Linked DNA regions of Homo sapiens: region 2 is linked to region 1. Evidence: read pairs that join two places in POLR2A ChIA-PET (ENCODE). Cell type or tissue: CD4-positive, alpha-beta T cell. All regions are shown on one strand. Each heading gives the region's core, and the rest is flanking DNA. Links, peaks and the distances in the headings are about the cores only.

Evidence for each region. Peaks named below come from ENCODE experiments on the same cell type or tissue, not always from the same donor. Only the 100,000 strongest peaks of a DNase experiment are listed, where the experiment ranks them.
Region 2: POLR2A ChIA-PET joins it to region 1 with 6 read pairs; 9 of 35 experiments call an interaction of 5 or more read pairs at or near these places.

What each region holds. Positions count from the first base shown.
Region 1 is chr1:24,517,876-24,530,551 of GRCh38, forward strand. All of the region lies in intron 2 of RCAN3 (RCAN family member 3), which reads left to right. Among named protein-coding and RNA genes, the nearest start is that of RCAN3, 21 kb to the left of the region's middle. In CD4-positive, alpha-beta T cell, for the core only: a CTCF peak has its summit at 9,518 (motif pointing left); a DNase peak (open chromatin) is centred at 9,486; H3K27ac peaks cover 460 bases.
Region 2 is chr1:24,459,874-24,467,873 of GRCh38, forward strand. It overlaps NIPAL3 (NIPA like domain containing 3), which reads left to right. Exons shown (of 12, transcript NM_020448.5): 10 at 608-671; 11 at 4,153-4,247. Among named protein-coding and RNA genes, the nearest start is that of RCAN3AS, 39 kb to the right of the region's middle. In CD4-positive, alpha-beta T cell, for the core only: no CTCF peak of the experiment used is centred there; no DNase peak of the experiment used is centred there.

The DNA of each region.
Region 1 (12,676 bases), core at 2,479-10,478:
ACATTTTTCTTCTATCAGTGTCTTATTTTGTTGTAGTTTCTCCTGAAATCAGCTGTTTATTCAGGTTATCTATGAATGTGCAAAAAATAAAACAGTTGCTTTTGTTGGATTACAGGCAGAATAATCCCGATTGCAATTAAACACTTTAATTTCAAAAAATAATTTCTGGCTGGGCACATTGGCTCACACCCATAGTCCCAGCACTTTGGGAGGCCGAGGCAGGTGGATTGCTTGAACCCAGGAGTTCGAGACCAGCCTGGCCAACATAGCAAGACCCCATCTCTATAAAAAAATTTTTTTTTCCCAGCTTGAAAAAGTTTTTGTCTTTATAAGCTTCTAACTATTGGAGTAAGCTTTTACATTCTTCCGAATAGTAGAATAAATAACACAGGTGCCATTATCATGTAAATGTAATCTTTGCTCTAGATCATTAGATTTTGGCTCTATGTTTTTATCAATATTTCTTAAAAATAGTGTTGGAGGGATAATAAATCATAGAAAAATAAACTGTAAGAAAAATAGGTGGAGAAAAGGACTTATCTTTCAATGTATATTTCTCAGCTATAGGGTTGTTAATTTTATGCATGTACTCTGCTAATCAATAGCTCCATCAGGAGTGCGACAGGCTTAGTGCTTCATTTTTCTTTGACAGATTTGGATTTGTCCCAATGTGATTGTATTTGCTTGTTTGCTGTCTTTAACCCCAGTTTTTTTTTTTCTCTGTCTTTTAAAAAAGCAACAGGGTCTTGCTCTGTCACCCAGGCTGGAATGTGGTGGCATGATCATAGGTCACTGCAGCCTTGACCTCCTGGGCTCAAGCAATCCTCCTACCTCAGCCTCTCGAGTAGCTGGGACTATAGGCATGCACCAGCACATCCAGCTAATTTATTATTTATTTATTTATTTATTTATTTTGGAGATGGAGTCTCACTCTGTCACCCAGGCTGGAGTGCAGTGGTGCAGTCTCAGCTCAGTGCAACCTCTGCCTCCCGGGTTCAAGCAATCCTCCCACCTCAGCCTCCCAAGTAGCTAGGATTACAGGCATCCACCACCATGCTCGGCTAATTTTTTTGTATTTTTAGTAAAGACAGGGTTTCACCCTGTTGGCCAGGCTGGTATCAAACTCCTGACCTCAGATGATCTGCCTGCCTTGACCTCCCAAAATGCTGGGACTACAGGTGCATGCCACTACAACCAGCTAATTTTTGTATTTTTAGTAGAGATAGAGTTTCGCCATGTTGGCCAAGCTGGTCTCAAACTCTCGACTTCAAGTGATCTGCCCATCTCAGCCTCCCAAAGTGCTGTTATTACAGGCGTGAGCCACTGTGCCTGGCCTGATGTTTTTTTTTTTTTTTTTTAAGAGACAAGGTCTTGCTATGTTGCCCAGACTGGTCTCAAACTCCTGGGCTCAAGCGATCCTCCTACCTCTGCCTCTCAAAGTGCTGGGATTATAGGTGTGATCCACCATGCCTGACCCCTCCAGAAGCAAATTAATCTTGCTTCTGGTTTGAACATGAGGAGTTTTCAAAATATAATTTAGGTTTTTATAACATGAGAAATGGGACTGTTTTTTTCTGCCTTAGGTCTTGGTGTTTGAGGGGACTCAGTAAATGTTAGTGTTAGCAGTCTTCTCAGCAGGACATCCTGTACAAAGAAATGCAGTAGAATCTAGTCCCCTTGCAAAGTACTGCCCTTTGTATATAAAACTGTTTATCTGACCTCCTCACCATAGGACATTTGATTTGTGTTTCTGATTATGGTGGTTGAGGGATATTAAGACATCACTACTTGTTCTGCTGTCCTGCTCTGTGATGGGTGACACTGAGCATCTCATTGAGTTCCCAGTGCAAAGCAACACCTGTTAAATGTTTGTTGAATGAATGGATTCTGTAAGATGGTTGTTGAGGCTTAGTGATGCAATGCTATGATCGAGAAACAGAATTGTGAGCTGAGTGAGGCAAAATAGTACGTAGGAGATTTAATCTGAAATTATGCTCCCAGATACACTGGCCTAAATTCTTTTGTGGCTTGTATAATCATATGCACAATTTAAATCTTCCTTTCAAGCTTTGATTCTGTACCTTCCATTTAAAGAAGTATCAAAAATATTATTTAAGAAAAGTAAATGATATTTGGAAGCTGAGTGAAGTGATCTTATGATTTTTAGACTAAATCAATTGTTTGTACATTCTAGCATAGCCTTCAGCCCAGAAAAAGTAGAATCCTTTAAGGAAAGTGATGTTTTAAATTTGGGAATTAAAAAAGAGGATTCAAAGGAAGAATATCTCTGTTATAGTTAACTGTGTTTTTAACAGAGCATGAAACATCCTAAGGTTTCACTAAGTGTTTGTTTAATTGGTTTTATAGTGCTGTTCTGGCCAAGAATTAGTAATTTAGTTAGCTTTGAGGCTCAATTAAATACTAGAGAATCATAGTTTAGAATTAAGAAATCCTAGTCAAGTCTGTATTTTATACAGTGGGTTTAGAGTTATAGACATTGCTACAAAACGTTGTTGAAAGAAATTTAAAGAAGGCACAAATAAAGGGGAAGACATCCGTATCTATGGACTGGAAAACTTAATAACATTAAGATGTCAGTACATACACCGTGGAATACTATGCAGCCATAAAAAATGATGAGTTCATGTCCTTTGTAGGGACATAGATGAAACTGGAAACCATCATTCTCAGCAAACTATCGCAAGGACAAAAAACCAAACACTGCATGTTCTCACTCATAGGTGGGAATTGAACAATGAGAACACAATGACACAGGAAGGGGAACATCACACTCCGGGGACTGTTGTGGGGTGGGGGGAGGGGGAAGAGATAGCATTAGGAGATATACCTAATGCTAAATGACGAGTTAATGGGTGCAGCACACCAACATGGCACATGTATACATATGTAACAAACCTGCACGTTGTACACATGTACCCTAAAACTTAAAGTATAATAATAATAAAATAAAAATAAAATAAAATAAAATTAAAAGATGTCAGTACTACCTAAAGTGCTCTACAGATTCAACTCAATCCCTATCAAAATCCCAATGATTTTTTTTGCAGAAATAGAAAACCTACCCTGAAATTCATATAGAACCTCAAGGAATCCCAAATTGCCAAAACAGTCTTGAAAACAAAGAACAAAGTTGGATGCACACTTCCTGATTTCAAAACTTTAGTATAAAGCCATGGTAATCAAAACAGTGTGGTACTGGCATAAAGACAAACATAGAGATGGATGGAATTGAATAGAAAGCCCAGAGACGAACCTTTGTATATATGGTCAAATGATTTTCAACAAAGGTTCCAAGACTATTCTGTGGGTGAAAGGACAGTCTCTTTTCAACAAAAGGTGCTGGGAAAACTGAAATCCACATGCAGAAGAATGAAGTTGCATCCTTATTTTATATCAAATAAAAAATTAGAATGGATCAAGCTACTCAGGAGGCTGAGGTGGGAAAATTGCTTGAGCGCAGGAGTTTGAGGCCAGCCTGGAAACGTAGTGAGACCCCATCTCCTAAAACAAAACAAAACAAAAAACCAAAGACTTAAACGTTAGAATTAAAACTATAAAACTCTTAGAAGATGCAGTAGCATCTTCAGAGAGAAGGCTCCTCTATGTGCTGGAACTGTGCTACCCTCTATGGCACAGCTCATAATAGCATGCTTTTAAAAGTATCATTTAGGCTGGGCAAAGTGGCTCACGCCTGTAATCCCAGCACTTTGGGAATACAAGGCAGGTAGATCACCTGAGGTCAGGAGTTCGAGACCAGCCTGGCAAACATGATGAAACCCCACCTCTACTAAAAATACAAAAATTAGCTGGGCATGGTGGTATACGCCTGTAGTCCCAGCTACTCGGGAGGCTGAGGCAGGAGAATCGCTTGAACCTGGGAGGTGGAGGTTGCAGTGAGCTGAGATCGTGCCATTGTACTCCAGCCTGGGTGACAAAGTGAGATTCTGTCTCAAAAACAAACAAACAAAAAAAATTTTTTTAAAAAAGAAAATAGAATATTGGTTGCTGGGGGGGGTGGGGAAAATATTTACAGTTTAATGTATTGAGAGCTTGTATGGGATGATGGAAAAGTTCAGGAGACAGATAGTGGTGATGGTCACACAGTAAGACTGTACTTAATACCACTGACTTGTACATTTAAAAATGGTTAAATGATAAATTTTGTGTTTTGTATATTTGACCACAATAAAAATAATGCAAAAAGAGCCTATTTTTCTTGAGTTTAGTGTTCTTGGTAATATGTATATACCAAGAATATATTTTTAAATATACACATACATATATTTATACACACACATGTGTGTGCGGTATGTATGTATTGGACACCTGTTTGGCTCCACTTTAACCCTCTTTTCACCTAGTCATTGCTGGAGCAGCCAGCTGTGTGCAGGTGTGACCTCACACCTGGCCTGAGCTGCCGTGTCTTTCCATCCCAGCATTTCTGTGCTGCCTGAACAAGGATGCTCAGCCTTATTGATGCATGCACAGACTTGGAAGCATGAGGGAGTTAAAGTCCCATAGGGTAGCCCTCAACCAGTGGAAAACTAAACCCGGTGAATAAGCTCCTCTGTGTTCTGACACTGAAGCCAACAGTTCTCAGGCAGGTTCTTACTGGCTCCCCAGCAGATCAAGCCCCAGTTGCCCACAGAGGTGACCAGCTTGAAAACGCGACCTGGAGGGACAGAGAATGGGCTTGCCCTCCTTCCCGGTGCCACTGTTCCCAGGCCTCCACGCTTGTCTCATGGGGTCACTTCCCAAAACAAACACTCAGCGTGTGTGCCTTTGCCTTGCCTCTGCTTCTCCAAGGAGCCCAGGTAAGGCACAGGTAACGCTTCCAAGTTTGGTTATGGTTATTCCTCTTATGTAAGGCGCTGTTCCAGACTCTCAAAATAAAAAAGGCAATTTTTAGGTTATGCAAAAAGGATAGACTAATATAAAAAACACCCACGTGCCCACCCAATTTAGCAAATAAAATTTTACTAATACAGTTGAATCCCATGTCTCCTCCCAGAGATAACCATCATCCTGAACTCAGGTTTCTCATTTTCCACGAAATCTGTAAACTTTAATAGGTTGAACCATATGAAATTGCTATATTTGTTGGTCAAAAGTGGTCAAATATCAGCATTTCTTCTGATTGAGCCTGATATTCTGTGTGTATGTACACACACTTTTTTTTTTTTTTGAGACAGAGTCTCACTCTGTTGCCCAGGCTGGAGTGTAATGGCGCAATCTCAGCTCACTGCAACCTTCACCTCCCGGGTTCAAAGAGTTCTCCTACCTCAGCCTCCCGAGTAGCTGGGATTACAGGCACCTGCCACTGCGCCCGGCTAATTTTTTGTATTTTTAGTGGAGACGGGGCTTCACCATGTTGGCCAGGCTGGTCTCGAACTCCTGACCTCAGGTGATCCGCCCGCCTTGGCCTCCCAAAGTGCTGGGATTTTAAATTATCTGTATTTGGAGTCGACATGATTGTCTCTTTAGAACGGAATCTACATAAAAGCTGTTAGAACGAATAAGTGAGTTTAGGAAGATTGCAGGATGTGGGGTCAATGTCCAAAATCAACTGTCTCTGTAACAGTAAACATTTGGAAATTGAAATATCTATGGATATTTCAAAATCCCTAAATATATATACACATATATTTACACAAATATGTATACACACACATATATAAAGGTATATCAAATCTATATTATTTCTAATACACACACACACACACACACACACACACACACACACACATATATATTTTTTTTCTTCAGATGGAGTCTCATTCTGTTTCCCAGGCTGGAGTGCAGTGGTACAATCTCGGCCCACTGCAACCTCCCCTTCCTGGGTTCAAGCAAGCCACCATGCCTGGCCATGAAATAATGTAATATATTTTGAGATAAGCATCTTCAATTACCTTCAACGATATTTGTAGCTTAAGTATACATTAACAAAATATGTGTATGATCTGTATGCTGAAAATTATATGCTAAACTGTATGCTAAAACACTAATGAAATAAATAGTATTTTACATCATTTAAAATTTTATATATTGGCCAGGCGTGGTGGCACAGGCCTGTAATCCCAGCACTTTGGGAGGCCGAGGTGGGTGGATCACCCTGAGGTCAGGAGTTCGAGACCAGCCTGGCCAACATAGCAAAACCCCATCTGTACTAAAAATACAAAAGTGAGTTGGGCATAGTGGTGGTGCACGCCTGTAATCCCAGCTACTTGGGAGGCTGAGGCAGGAGAATCGCTTGAACCTGGGAGGCAGAGGTTGCAGAGAGCCAAGATCGCGCCACTTCACTCCAGCCTGAGAGACTGAGAAAAAAAGATAAAAAATAAGGAGTTCCAATAAGTCAGAGTTTGTGTTTATAAATACAGTAGCCATTAAAACATAAAAATCCATCTTGAATAGCTAGCATTCCATATTTTCTTGAATTTTAATTCAGTTACAGGTTTCTTTCTGATCTGGAAAAATGATGATGGCAACATAAATAATAAAGGTTATCAAAGGTTTTTGCATTTTTCATATATTCTGCTCCCCTCTAGCACTTTTGACTGTAGGTCCCAGAATTTTACAAGTACTCAGATTATCAAAGTAAAGTTTTTAAATTCACCATGTCTAGCTGTATGTGCACTTTTTTCTGTTTAGTAAAGTCCATCTCTCTGGCTGTTTTAGTCAGTGGTGATTGATGAGAACCAAAAGCACTTTGCCTACCCCCAGGCAGAAATGGAGGCCTTGCCTTTGATATTAGTGGACCTGCAGGCTCTGGACACTGGAGAAATGGAATTTTCTAGATCAGATTTACAGAAAGACGTAGAATATAAATCTCTTGCCTTAGGATGCTAAAGATAATTTCACTGCTGAATGGATCAAGCCATTCCTTCTCAAGAGTAAAATCGTTCCTCCTACTCTGTTTATTTTGTTTTCTTTTGTTTTTTTTTTTTTTTTTTTGAGACAGGGTCTCGCTCTGTTCCCCAGGCTGGAGTGCAGTGGCACAATCACAGCTCTCTGCAACCTCCGCCTCCCAGGTTCAAGCAATTCTCGTGCATCAGTCTCCCGTCCTCCCACTCTTTAATGTTTAATAGAAGTGGTGGGCTCCTCATTTTTTTTTCAGTCCAAAGCAAAGGTGTGTGGCAAAATCATGTTCCCAGTTTGTTCTTCAGTGAAACAGCTAAACCTTGCCTTCTCCGAATTGGGATGGGGCAACAGAGTGGAGCCATGGTGGATCCAGAAAGGTCAGGAAATACACACTTGGCTGCCATCCTCATCTGTTGCTCCTTGAAACTGACCTTCCCATATGGCCTTTTCCACTTTTCTCCTTTACTGATGCCTATTATCCAGCTGTCAAGCACTCTTTCTTAAGTTCCCAAGAAGGTTGATGGTTATGTGTTGTTCTTAGCTATTTTAGGTACAAGGTATGTACTGTCATTTTGATGACTGACTAACTGCACAGGTGATCTTAGCATATGAAGGCAGCTTCTGGTCTGTATTTTGTGGAAAACCTACTTACATCATAGGAAAAAGCCTCAGGCATTGGTTTTTAGGCTGCATTGTTTGTGTTATGCCTGTAGACGTTGTGCTGCCAGAGGGGGATACTAAGTGACTACAGAAAAAGTTAAGTGGTTAATGATGATTTTTATTTTAATGGAATCCCCATTATCTTTTCTCAAATAAATATGCGGCCATCACCCAACAGGATGATGTTAATTTTATATCATTAGAGAATTCAGAAATTTCTAAAAGTGAGCTATTTCTGAAATAATTCTAAGGAGAAAAATAGTCATTTGGTTTTTGAATGAACAGCTGCAGATCCTTCCTGTTTATCGCAAGTCATTTTCAGTCCATTTTCATAGATTATGTCCTTCCCCTGCCGTCTGCAATCTTCTAAATCCCTTTCGTGCTAATGCCGGGTTATCAGGGGCAGCCTCAGGAATCTACATGGGGATGTCTGTGGACTCACAGAAGGGCAAAGCTACCAGCTGAGGGCTCGTAACCATTTTTCACAAATAGGAAACTGATGGTTTTGCCTCCAAGTTAATTCTTCATGCTTCCAAAGCACCTCACAGCTAGAATTCACGTATTTCATAACCATATTTATGCTACTTCAAGGGGAAAATGGGTGTGGAGGAGAGAGAAAGAACACAAAACTCAGTAAAAGCTTGCTAATCGGTTCTTGCATGGCTTCATTTTTGTATAATTCTTTTTAAGAGAGAGAGACAGGGTCTCACTCTGTTGCCCAGGCTGGAGTACAGTGGTGAGATTGTGGCTCACTGCGGCCTCGAACTCCTGGGTTCAAGCAATCTTCCCACCTTAGCCAACCGAGTAGATAAGACTACAAGCGTATGCCACCATGCCTGGCTAATTATTTAATTGTTTGTAGAGATGGGGTCTTGCAGTGTTGTCCAGGCTGGTCTCAAGTTCCTGGCATCCCACAGTGCTAGGATGAATGGGCCACTGTGCCTGGCCATTTTGTTATAATTCTTAATCCTATCACAGGTATTGGATTTTGGAAGAGAGAGAGAGAGAGCGCCGTATAACCCATTGCTGTCATCTGCATGTTACATTCAGTTACAGTGTATTTCTGGAATTTGAAAAAAAAATTATCTTGAAGGGAAATGGGAAGAAGGATATGATTATCAAGTAACTGTTTGCAAGATAGCTTCTGTCATACGATGCGTTGGTACTAGGAAGAATTCGTTGTGGGGGGCTAGGGATAATACATGAGCCTTTTCCCTTGGGCAAGGAAAATGTTTAATGTACAGAATTACAAAGTACTAATATTTTATAAGCTATTCTTTCTTAATTAGTTCTTCCTTAATTTCCATTGTGTTCAATGTTAATATTTCTTAACTATCTCACATAGGAATTTTAGTATTTTCTTAATGTTTAAAATACATTTAAAATAAGCTAATACCAAGAACCAAATGGGATGTGATTTTGCAAAATCTCAATTCTAATTCTCTTTAAAAGCGACAAAGCTAGCCACCTTTGAAATGGATGCTAAAGAAACTTTGAAATGTATCCAGAAGCAATAATAATTATCAGCATTTAATATACTTACATATTCACCTTCCCTTTTAAGAACTGATATGCTACTTTAAAATCCTTACTATATCTATATAATATTTTGTTATTTATGTATATTACTTTTTTTTGAGACAGTCTTGCTCTGTTACTCAGGTTGGAGTGCAGTGGCGTCATTTTGGCTCACTGCAACCTCTGCCTCCCAGGCTCAAGCAATTCTCATGTCTCAGCCTCCAGAGTAACTAGGACTACAGGTGTGTAATTTTGCATTTTTAGTAGAGATGGGGTTTCACCGCATTGGCCAGGCTGGTCTCGAAGTTGATCCGCCTGCCTCTGCCTCCCAAAGTGTTGGGAATACAGGCGTGAGCTACCGCGCATGGCTTTCTGTATTACTTTAATATATGGAAACACGATAGTAAATAAGAGTAGGATTAATCTTAAAACTGCCCCCTGCTGGAAGCAGCTTGCAGTCCACTGAAAAGCCAGACTGAGTAGAAGGTCTGACATAATATATTTTTTTAAATGAATTGACAAAAAATACATAGTTTTTAGGATAAATGATGTTTCCTCAATAATGAAGGATATTTGAACACTGGAAGAATAAATATTGGTGCACAAATTATTTTATATTTTATCTAGTTGGAGAAATGTTGCAAAGTGGCAGGTAAATGTTCAAATTGAGAGAAGTTAATAAATGAGGGAGTGTATAATTTGCACTTCAGGATCAACAGATCATTGAAAGATCTTTACATAGGCGAAGCAAGAACAAAGCTAATTTATAGGTTCCTTTTATTGTGTTACCATTGCCAAGCCTAAGGAATATTTCTAAAGGTATTGAGAAGTTTCTTGGATCCATTTTATTGCATTTCATTTATTAAACTATTGCCTAAATATGTTTTCTGTAAAGAAAATTTAATGTTGCTTTTCTTCTAGTGATTGAAATTAGGCTTTTCATTATCCCAATTCATTAATAAATGGGAAAATAATTTTTTTCTCAGCCTCATGAACGACTCAAATATTGCTCTCTTTCTTTTTCTCTAGTCCATCTCAAAATACTCAGGAGATATACACGTACTGCAAATTATATAAAATAATTTGTGCTCAGATATTCTTCCAATGCTTTTCACCCCAAAATGCATTTTTTGTGGAATTACATAGTCCCAGTATGAATTTTGAGAAAAAGGTTTGATTGTTTTGCCTTTGTGAAAGAGAAACTGTGGCTATAGGGAGTTAGGCATCTTTAAAGAAGTTGCCAAACGTACATTAGCATCTTTCATGGGAATTTCATTCAGGGGAGGAAAATAGAGAAAGAGAAAAAATAGTTGGAAAAAAAGAAAAAAAAAAAAAGAAAAAAAGAAAAAGGAAATGAACACAGAAAATCTGAGACAAACAGATAAAATAAGATGGTAGACATCCCAAAATATCAGTAATCAACAATGGACTAGTTCCTCTAGTGAAAAGACAGTGAGTGTCAAACTGTGTTTATTTACATACAGGCACACACATGCATTATACACACATGTATTCTTTTTATGAGGCATATCTAAAACATAAGGATACAGAAAGGTTAGAAGTAAAGGCTGAAAATTGATCTCCATGCAATACATAATCAAAAGAAAGCTACACCAGCTATATTAATGCCAGACAAAATAGACTTTAAGACAAAGGGCATTCCTTTATCTGGAAGACGAAGAGGGTCACTACCTAATGATTAAAAGTTCCATTCACCAGGAAGAGAAAAAAATCATAAGCTTGTATGCACATGATAACTTAGCCTTAAAAGGTAGGAAGCGAAAGTGACCAAATGTACGAAAAAATAACACATCCACCTAATAGTGGGAGAATCTAATAGATCTTTCCTGATAATAGTTGAAACAGACCCCCAAAAAATCAGGATATAGAACTTGTAAAGCACAGGAGCTGGATATACTGAACATGTTTATAATACTGTACCAAACAGCTGCGCAAACACACTCTTTGTAAGCACATGTAGATTTATGAAATTTGATGACACTGAACCAAAAGCAAGCCTCAAACTGTCAAAGGATTACTATCACTGTGGATAGCCTACTCCAATCAGAGGGAAAATGAGTTAGACATTAAAAAGATAAAAAACTCCCATCTATTTGCAATTTGAGAAACATACATCTAAATAATTCATGAGACAGGGAGAGATCATAAGGGAAATTAGAGAGTATTTAGAATCAACTGGCGCAGTTGCTCACGTCTTTAATCCCAGCACTTTGGGAGGCTCAGGCAGAAGGATGCTTGAGCCCAGGAGTTCCAGACCAGCCTGGGCAAGACATTGAGACTGTGTCTGTACAAAAATAAAATAAAATTAGCCAGGTGTGGCCAGGCATGGTGGCTCATGCCTGTAATCCCAGCATTTTGGGAGGGCAAGGTAGGAAGATTGCCTGAGCTCAGGAGTTTGAGACCAGCCTGCGCAACATAGCGAGACTTCATCTCATTTAAAAAAAGAAAAAAAAAGAAAAAAAGCCAGTTGTGGTGGTGCCTGCTACTCAGGAGGCTGAAGTAGGGGCGGGTGGCTTGAGCCCAGGAGTTTGAGGCTGCAGTGAACTCTGATCACACCACTGCACTCCAGCCTGGGTGACAGAGAGACTCTGTCTCTCTTTTTTTTTTTTTTTTTTAGGACAGAGTCTCGTTCTGTCACCCAGGCTGGAGTGCAGTGGCAGGATCTTGGCTCACTGCAACCTCCGCTTCCCAGGTTCGAGCAATTCTCCCATCTCAGCCTCCCGAGTAGCTGGGATTACAGGCGCCCACCACCATGCCCGGCTAATTTTTATATTTTTAGTAGAGACAGGGTTTCACCATGTTGGCCATGCTGGTCTTGAACTCCTGACCTCAAGTGATCCGCCTACCTCAGCCTCCCAAAGTGCTGGGATTACAGGCTTGAGCCACTGTGCCCTGCCTTCTATTTTAAAAAATAAATAATAAAACATATCAAAACTGTTCAGGTGCTGGGTGTGGTAGCACGTGCCTCTACTCCCAGCTATTTGGGAGGCTGAGGCAGGAGGATCACTTGAGCCCAACTTAGGCAATATAGCAAGACCCCATCTCAAAAAAAAAAACAAAACAAAATTAAACGAACTGGTGGAGAACAGCTGAAACAGTACTTAGAAATGGATGTCTTGCTGGGTGTAGTGGCTCATACCTATAATCCCAGCACTTTGGGAGGTCAAGGAGGATAGATCACTTGAGCCCAAGGAGTTTGAGACCAGCTTGGGCAATGTGGCAAAACCCCATCTCTACTAAAAATACAAAAAATTAGCTGGATGTGGTGGCAGGTGCCTATAGTCCCAGCTACCCAAGAAGCCGAGGCAGGAGGATTGCCTGAACCCTAGAGGTTGAGGCTGCAGTGAGCCAAGATTGTACCACTGCACCTCATTCTGGGCAACAGAGTGAGACTCTTATCTCCAAAAAAAAAAAAAAAAAAAAAAAGACAGTCACACACAACAGCAAGGGAGAACCTCAGGAGCAAGATCTAAGCAAAAAAAGCAAGTTGTGGAAGAATACCTATAACATGATAACATTTTTAGAGATACAAATAGATGTTGTAAACTCTAAAGAAAAGCAAGGGAATGATAAAATTCCAGAAATGACAACTTTGAAG
Region 2 (8,000 bases), core at 1-8,000, 60 kb before region 1:
GGAGCTCAGGAATACAGCTGGAGGCCTGTGTGGGTGAGATGATTCTGGACAAAGGCTGGCTCAGGGCAGGCGCAGTAGGCCCACCCCACTCCCATACCACAGGAGTAGACCCACAGACTTGGGATCTACTGGCCACATGAGGTTAGAAAGCTCTAACAGCATAAGCACAAAGCCTTGTTTATCTATCTTAAGAAAGATGGAGGGGAGATGACTGCAGGCACAAACTGGTAAATAGGGTCTGTGGTTTGGTTAGTAAGTGTTCATTGTCGTTTTCCTGCTTTGATTATGCACTGTGGTTATGGAAGATATGACTGGGGAAAGCTGGAGGAAGGGTGCATGGGAACTCTACACCATTTTTGTGAGTCTAATATTATCCCCCAATAAAAGTTAAAAAACAACATGGAGATCAGAGGGGTCTAAGGTGGAAAAAAGTTGACAACCTGATCCCCTAAATGGCTTTTATTCCTTTCTTCTTGTAAGGCACAGTCATAAGTTTTGATCATTTTAGTTTCCTAAATGGAAGAGAGCTTAGCCAAATCCTAGACAGACTGGCAGATGGGTGATTTGAAAACAGCTCAGCGGTATTTTCTATGATTTGCTGCTGCAGGTGCAATATTTTACCTGGACTTCATCGGGGAGGACGTGCTGCACATCTGCATGTTTGCACTGGGGTGAGTTCTGTCCTGCTTGCCAGCCCCAAAACATTGTGTGTAGAATTCCAAGCAGGTTGCCCCTCTCTCTCCCTTATTGCTACAGCCGCCCCATCCTTTAGAGTCAGAGGAGCTGTGGGGTTTTGGAGCTTTGTCCCCAGAGGTGAGCGTTTTATTCCTCTAAGGGCTTTATCTTCCCCTTCTCTTTTGGACTCTAATCTCTTTGGCATTTCTCAAATATCACATTTTGACACATGAAAAGTCTCTCAACCTCACCTCGGATCTAAGAAATGCATATTGAAGCTACATGAGATACCATCATTTTGCAAAAACTAACAGGATTAATAGTATTCCACATTGGCAAGAAGATGAGGAGGCCCGCCTACTACCACACTGTTAGCATACTTGAATGTGGGAGGAAAATTTAACAACAGCAACAAAAAATCCAAACAAGCATACTTTTTGATACAGTATTCCATTCTAATCATTTATCTTGGAAAAATGCTTCAACAGGGATGCAAATACACATGTATGAGGCTATTTATTAATTTTTAAATTAGTTGTATAAGCAAACAATTGAAAACAATAGAAATGCTCAGCAGTAGAATACAAGTGTTAAAAAATTATGCCATATCCAGATAATAGCATGCCATGCTGCCATTTTGAAAACTTGAGGCCAGTCTGTAGGTGCTGACACAGATCCATGTCTAGAACACATTCATCAAAAAAAATCACAGGCTGGGAGAGGTGGCTCACACCTGTAATCCCAGCACTTTGGAAGGCCGAGGCAGGTGGATTACCTGAGGTCGGGAGTTTGAGACCAGCCTGACCAACATGGAGAAACCCCGTCTGTACTAAAAATACAAAAATTAGTTGGGCATGATGGTGCATGCCTGTAATCCCAGCTACTCGGGAGGCTGAGGCAGGAGAATCACTTGAACCCGGGAGGCGGAGGTTGTGGTGACCCGAGATTGCGCCATTGCAGTCCAGCCTGGGCAACAAGAGCAAAATTCCGTCTCAAAAAAAAAAAAAAAATCACAAACTTTTAAAAATTTGGCCTTGGCCGGGTGCAGTGGCTCGTGCCTATAATTCCAGCACTTTGGGAGGCTGAGGCAGGTGGATCACCTGAGGTCAGGAGTTTGAGTCTAGCCTGGCCAACGTGCTGAAACCCCGTCTGTACTAAAAATACAAAAAAATTAGCCAGGCATGGTGGCAGGCACCTGTAATCCCAGCTACTCGGGAGGCTGAGGCAGGAGAATCACTTGAACCTGGGAGGTGGAGGTTGCAGTGAGCTGAGATCATGCCATTGCATGCCTGGACAATGAGAGCATAAGTCTGTCTCAAAAAAAAAAAAAAGTGGCCTTACCCTATAATCCAGCAATTTCACCTCTAGATTCTTTACCCAAAAGAAAGAGTACATCTGTATTAGTCCATTCTCATGTTGCTAATAAAGACATACCTGAGACTGGGTAATTTATAAAGGAAAGAGATTTAATTGACTCACAGTTCAGCATGGCTGGGGAGGCCTCAGGAAACTTACAGTCATTGCAGAAGGGGAAGCAAACACGTCCTTCTTCACATGGCAGCAGGAAGGAGAGAAGTGCCAAGCAAAGGGGGAAAAGCCCCTTATAAAGCCATCAGATCTCGTGAGAACTCACTCACTATCATGAGAACAGCATGGGGGTAACTGCTCCCATGATTCAGTTACCTCCCAGCAGGTCCCTCCCATGACACATGGGGATTGTGGGAACTACAATTCAAGATGAGATTTGGGTGGGGAAACAGCCAAACCATATCAGCATCTGTTGACAAAATGACTCGCACATGAGTATTTATATAGTAGCTTTATTCATCATAGGTCTAAATTGGAAACAACCCAAATGTCTACCAACAGGAGAGTAGGAAAAACATAGTATATTCAGACAATGGGTTCTACGCAACAATTAAAATAATGAGCTATAAGCCAGGTACAGTGGCTCACGCCTGTAATCCCAGCACTTTAGCAGGCCAAGGCGGGAGGATCACTTGAGGTCAGGAGTTCGAGACCAGCCTGACCACAGTGGCAAAACCCTGTCTCTACTAAAAATACAAAAATTAGCCAGGCGTGGTGGCTTGCACCTGTAATCCCAGCTACTCGGGAGGCTGAGGCAGTATAATGGATTGAACCCGAGCGGCAGAGGTTGCAGTGAGCCAAGATCACAGCACTGCACTCCAGCCTGGGCGACAGAGCAAGACTCAGTCTCGAAAAAAAATAATGAACTACTAATACATACAATAAAGAAGATGAATCTTGACCAAGCATGGTGGCTCATGCTTGTAATCCCAGCACTTTGGGAGGCTGAGGCGGGTGGATCACCTGAGATCAGGAGTTCGAGACCAGCCTGGTGGTTTGCCAACATGGCAAAACCCCATCTCTACTAAAAATACAAAATTACAAAATACAAAAATACTAAAAATACTAAAATACAAAATACTAAAAATACAAAATACAAAATTTTGTACTAAAAATACAAAAATTAGCCTGGCATGCTGGCACGTGCCTGTAATCCCAGGTACTGGGGGGCTGAGGCAGGAGGATCGCTTGAACCTGGGAGGTGGAGGTTGCAGTGAGCCGAGATCCTGCCACTTGACTCCAGCCTGGGCAACAGAGCGAGACTCCATCTCAAAAAAAAATCAAAAAAATAAAAAAGGAAGATGAATCTTAACATTTTATCAAATGAAAGAAACCAGACATAAAAGAGTACATATTGTATGATTTAACTTACATGAATTAAAGAACAGACTAATTTCATCCATGGTGAGAGAAGTCAAGATAGTAGTTACCTCTGGGGAAGGGCTGGCATGAAATGGAAAGGGGCCCAGGAAAACTTTCTGAGGGGGATGGACGTATTTTCTGTCTTGAACTGGTTGATGATTCCCCAAGTAAAATTCATTCAGCTAGACATCTAGGGTTTGTGCATTTTGCTGCTTATAAATTATACCTTAATGTTTAGAAAGTATGCTTGTTTATGTAAGCTATAGGAAAAAGGGAAAAAACAAAACAAAAAATAACCTGGAAGGCTATACACCTACCTGGCCGAGTGAGACCAGGAGTACAGGGACTCTCCAATTTTTATTGATTTTTACTATCTATACTTCAGTAATGATTGAAATGAATGACTTCAATTTAAGAAAATGTTTTAAAAGGCAAGCTTCCGAGAATCCTGATTGAATGGAAGTGAAGAGCCATGAGAAGCTCGCCCAGGAGAGTCTAATTTATTCTGATTACAGCTCATGGAGAGTGTAGGGCATGTGAGGCCACTCCAGCTATTGTTATTCAACTTGCATCTGCCCCTGCTGATCCCCTGAGAGGCTGGCAGCCTCTCAGGGCTCCTTGGGCGGTGAGCCCTCCTCCGCAGCCTGCAAGCCTTTTTACCTCTTTCCATCACCTGAGCCTGAAAGTGTGCCTGCCCGACCTTGCTCCTGGCCTTATTTCTCTTCCTATCTTATCTCCATTCCGCAGGTGCCTCATTGCATTCTTGGGCGTCTTCTTAATCACGCGTAACAGGAAGAAGCCCATTCCATTTGAGCCCTATATTTCCATGGATGCCATGCCAGGTAAGGTTAAAGCCCCGTGGGTCTAGCTGAACATCCATATAGAATGACTGCTACTTCCTGTTTAAAAAGAGACAACCAACTGCTGTGCTGTGCCTTTATCGTGTGACTGTTCTCTCACTGTCTTTTTTCTTTTCTTTTTAATTTTGTGCAAAAGGGTAGGCAATGGCTGAGGCACCTCGGTTGGTTTTGAGCACATCTTGCCAGTTCTGTGTCTATTTGGGGATCTTTTAAATAAAATTCTGATTCATACTCAATATAATTAGGATCTGCAGCCCCAGGCTTCATGCCTGCAAATGGAAAAATCCATTCATCTAGTTGGAATGAAATGATCAGAAAGGGGAAGGAGAATGAGTGGAATGAAATTAAAATATTATAATCTCACTCCCTGGATGCCACAAGGGAGTGCATCATTCTGGAAAGCCTAATTTCCTAGCGAGCTAAGGATTCATACCGAGAAACACAAATTTAAATGTCTGTAAGCCCTGACAGTAACATAAGCATGTGAATCAGCCCAATACTGCCCAGCAGGGAGTGGTGGGACCTGCGGAGGACTGGAGAGTGCCTGTCTAGCCTAAAGGAATTCGGATTAGAAAAGTTAAGACATTGGACCAACCTCAGATTTGCTGACCTAAACTCTGTAGGTTGCTGGTGACCATTAGCTTTCACACTTAACTCAACATTTTAATTTTATTTATACAAGATGGAACTCTCTCTAAAACATAATCTCCTGTCCTTCATTAACACAATCTCATGAACAAAATATAAACACACTGATGGTCTAGAGGACTGCTTACTCGAGAGGTTTTCATGCTGTAACGCTGTGATGCAGGTGTGTTCTCAGGGTTGACTGGTGTGCCCCTACATTAAATGGCCCCAGGGTTTATGTGTCTACTTTTTATATTAGTTCCTCCTCTCTCGTTATTAAGCTGTTGTCTGTCCTTCTTGCTGTAGCCAGCCTGCCTGAGTATAGCAACTCAATGTCAATGTGCTCCTTCAACCCAGCTTGTTCAGATTACAAATAAAATCAAAATGAAGGAGCTCTGAGTTGGGGGCCTAAGATTTCTCCTAGGAGTTAAGTGCATGAGCTTTGGTGCATGAACTTTTTAAACGTCTAATCTGGCTGCTCAGATTCCTTTTTTGCTAACTTCCTTGTTTCTCGGCTGTGTTCCGGATAGATGAGGGCGCTGGATAGCTGAATTCCAGATAGGTGAGGTGTCAACTCTGTGTGTGCAAGTATGTGTATGTATATGTGTGTTTGTGTGTTTACAAACTATGTGTATATATCAATATCAGTATTTGTGTGTGTATATATATATATATATAGATGTATTTTCTGGTGGAAAATAGAAGGTAACCTAAGGTAGTCTTAGATATCAACATTCTGTGGTATGTTTGTGGGTGTGGCTCTCAGCTTTTTCTTTGTACCTTGTGACCAGTGGGAAGTCAGCTGTTGAATCAGGGAGACCCTGCCCTTGCAGTGGCTTGTCAGGACACTTCCGATTGTAGGTGTTCTGTACTGTGAAGAGCGTGGGCTTGGAGTTCAGATGACCTGGATTCAAATCCCAACTCTACCACCTTCCTGCTGTGTGACCTCCCAAGGCCTCTCATCCTCACTTGTAACTGGGATTCCTTCTTTCAGGCTAGTGGTCATATGTGTAAAGGCCTCTTGCACGGTGTCTGGGACATGGTAGATGCCTGGTTATATTTGGTTTCACTTCCCTTTTGCTTTAAAAACCTTTGGAAGTTTCACACACTTGTTTGACCTGGTGGCAGGTAGAACATGCAGAATAAAACTGCTGAACAGTCTCAGTCTAAACAGAGGTGCTTTTCCAGCCACTTGGTTTCCCTGGTCAGCATTAGGATCTTGCCTTTTGTCTACCTAGATTCATATCTTCACAACAGACAACTGCTGTTCAAGAGGTATTCAAATTCCAGAAATTTACCACATCACAATTTGGAGAGCCTTTGAGTAATTCAAGCACCTGAAAGACTTCTTAAAAATGAGATCGAGAAACAGCCCCTGACCTCCAGGAACTAGCCTGGCACTCTCAGCCAGGCCTTGGCCCTTTCCTGTGGAACAGAAACAATTTCACAGAACATCAGCAGCAGACAAGGCCACTCTGCAGCTGTGATGGATCAGGACACAAGCAGGTGGAATGGGAAGAAAAGGGTTTTTTTCCTAAAATTAAAAATAAATAAATAAATAAAAGAACACAAACAGGACTACTCTGCTAGCCTGACTAAACATAGACAAAAAATGGACATTGTCCAAATCATGAAAAACACCAAACATCCCTCTGACCTTGCTAATGTGAGAGACTGCCGCTTCTTTACCAGGCACAGCTTTAGCTTCAATCTAGGCATCTTCTAGGTAAAAGCTAAGATCTCCAATTATGGAATTAGCCCTGCTTCCTGACAGCATCCAACCCAAAGCAAAGCCTCACTTCCTTGAACCCTCCCCAAAAATCACCTAGTCCAAGCCAACCCCACAATAACTCCTTTCTAACCCCCTCTTACATGGTTCGTGGTTCCCCGCCGTGTACACCTCTCTCATTGCAATGTGTCAATAAACCCATATTTGTTAGACTTTAGGTGTATTCCTGTTGGTCTCTGGCTGGAGGGCATTGACAAAATCCAAAAGGTAATCCAGGCCTGTTAAGCCAGCTCTCTTCCCTGAGAACGGGCACCTCCTCAGCTCTTCCACTTCCCTCTTCTGCCCTCCCCCAAAATCCAAAGCACAGACTCTTAAACTGTGCCCTTCAAAGAACCATCAGTTAAGTCTTATGCAATAGGGAGCCAAAGGGCCTTTCACAGACTGGGTCTTCCCAGGCCATTTGCAGAGTGGGTAAGAGCACTGCAGATCCCACCTTGGTCTCTGGTGGCAGATCCCACCTTGGTCTCTCATTAGCTGTGTGACCTTGGGCAAGTTACTTCACCTCTCTGAATCTCTTCTTATCCAGAAAATGAGGACAGTAGTTCATCTCTGTCATAGGATTGTTTAGGGATTAAGTGCAGGTATATAGGGAAGCCACACAGCATTCAGTTAAGAGTATGGACTTCCGGCCAGGCACGGTGGCTCACGCCTGTAATCCCAGCATTTTGGGAGGCCGAGGCGGGCAGATCACAAGGTCAGGAGATCGAGACCATCCTGGCTAACACGGTGAAACCCCGTCTTTACTAAAAATACAAAAAAAAAAAAATTAGCTGTGCGTGGTGGCGGGTGCCTGTAGTCCTAGCTACTCGGGAGGCTCAGGCAGGAGAATGGTGTGAACCCAGGAGGTGGAGCTTGCAGTGAGCTGAGATCACGCCACTGCACTCCAGCCTGGGTCTGGGTGGACAGAGTGAGACTCCGTCTCAAAAAAAATAAATAAATAAAAAGTATGGACTTCCAAGTTGAAACCCCCGAGTTTGGACCCTGGCACTGCCTCTTACTAGCTGTGTGATCCCAGGCAAATTACATGCTTCATTTCTGCTGCTTCATTTTCGTTATTAGTCATCCTGAGGATCAAATGAGATAGAACTTTATAACTATTTGGAACAGTATCTGCCACCAATTAAATACTCAATACACATAAGCCATTGTCATTGCTATTGTTGTTACTGTTACTATTTAAAGTGCTTAGCCCAGTCAGGTGTTGTAGCTCACACCTGTAATCCCAGCTACTTGGGTGACTGAGGCAGGAGGATCATTTGAGCCCCAGGTATTCAAGACTAGCCTGGAAAACATAGACTCTACCTCAAAAAAGAAAGTGC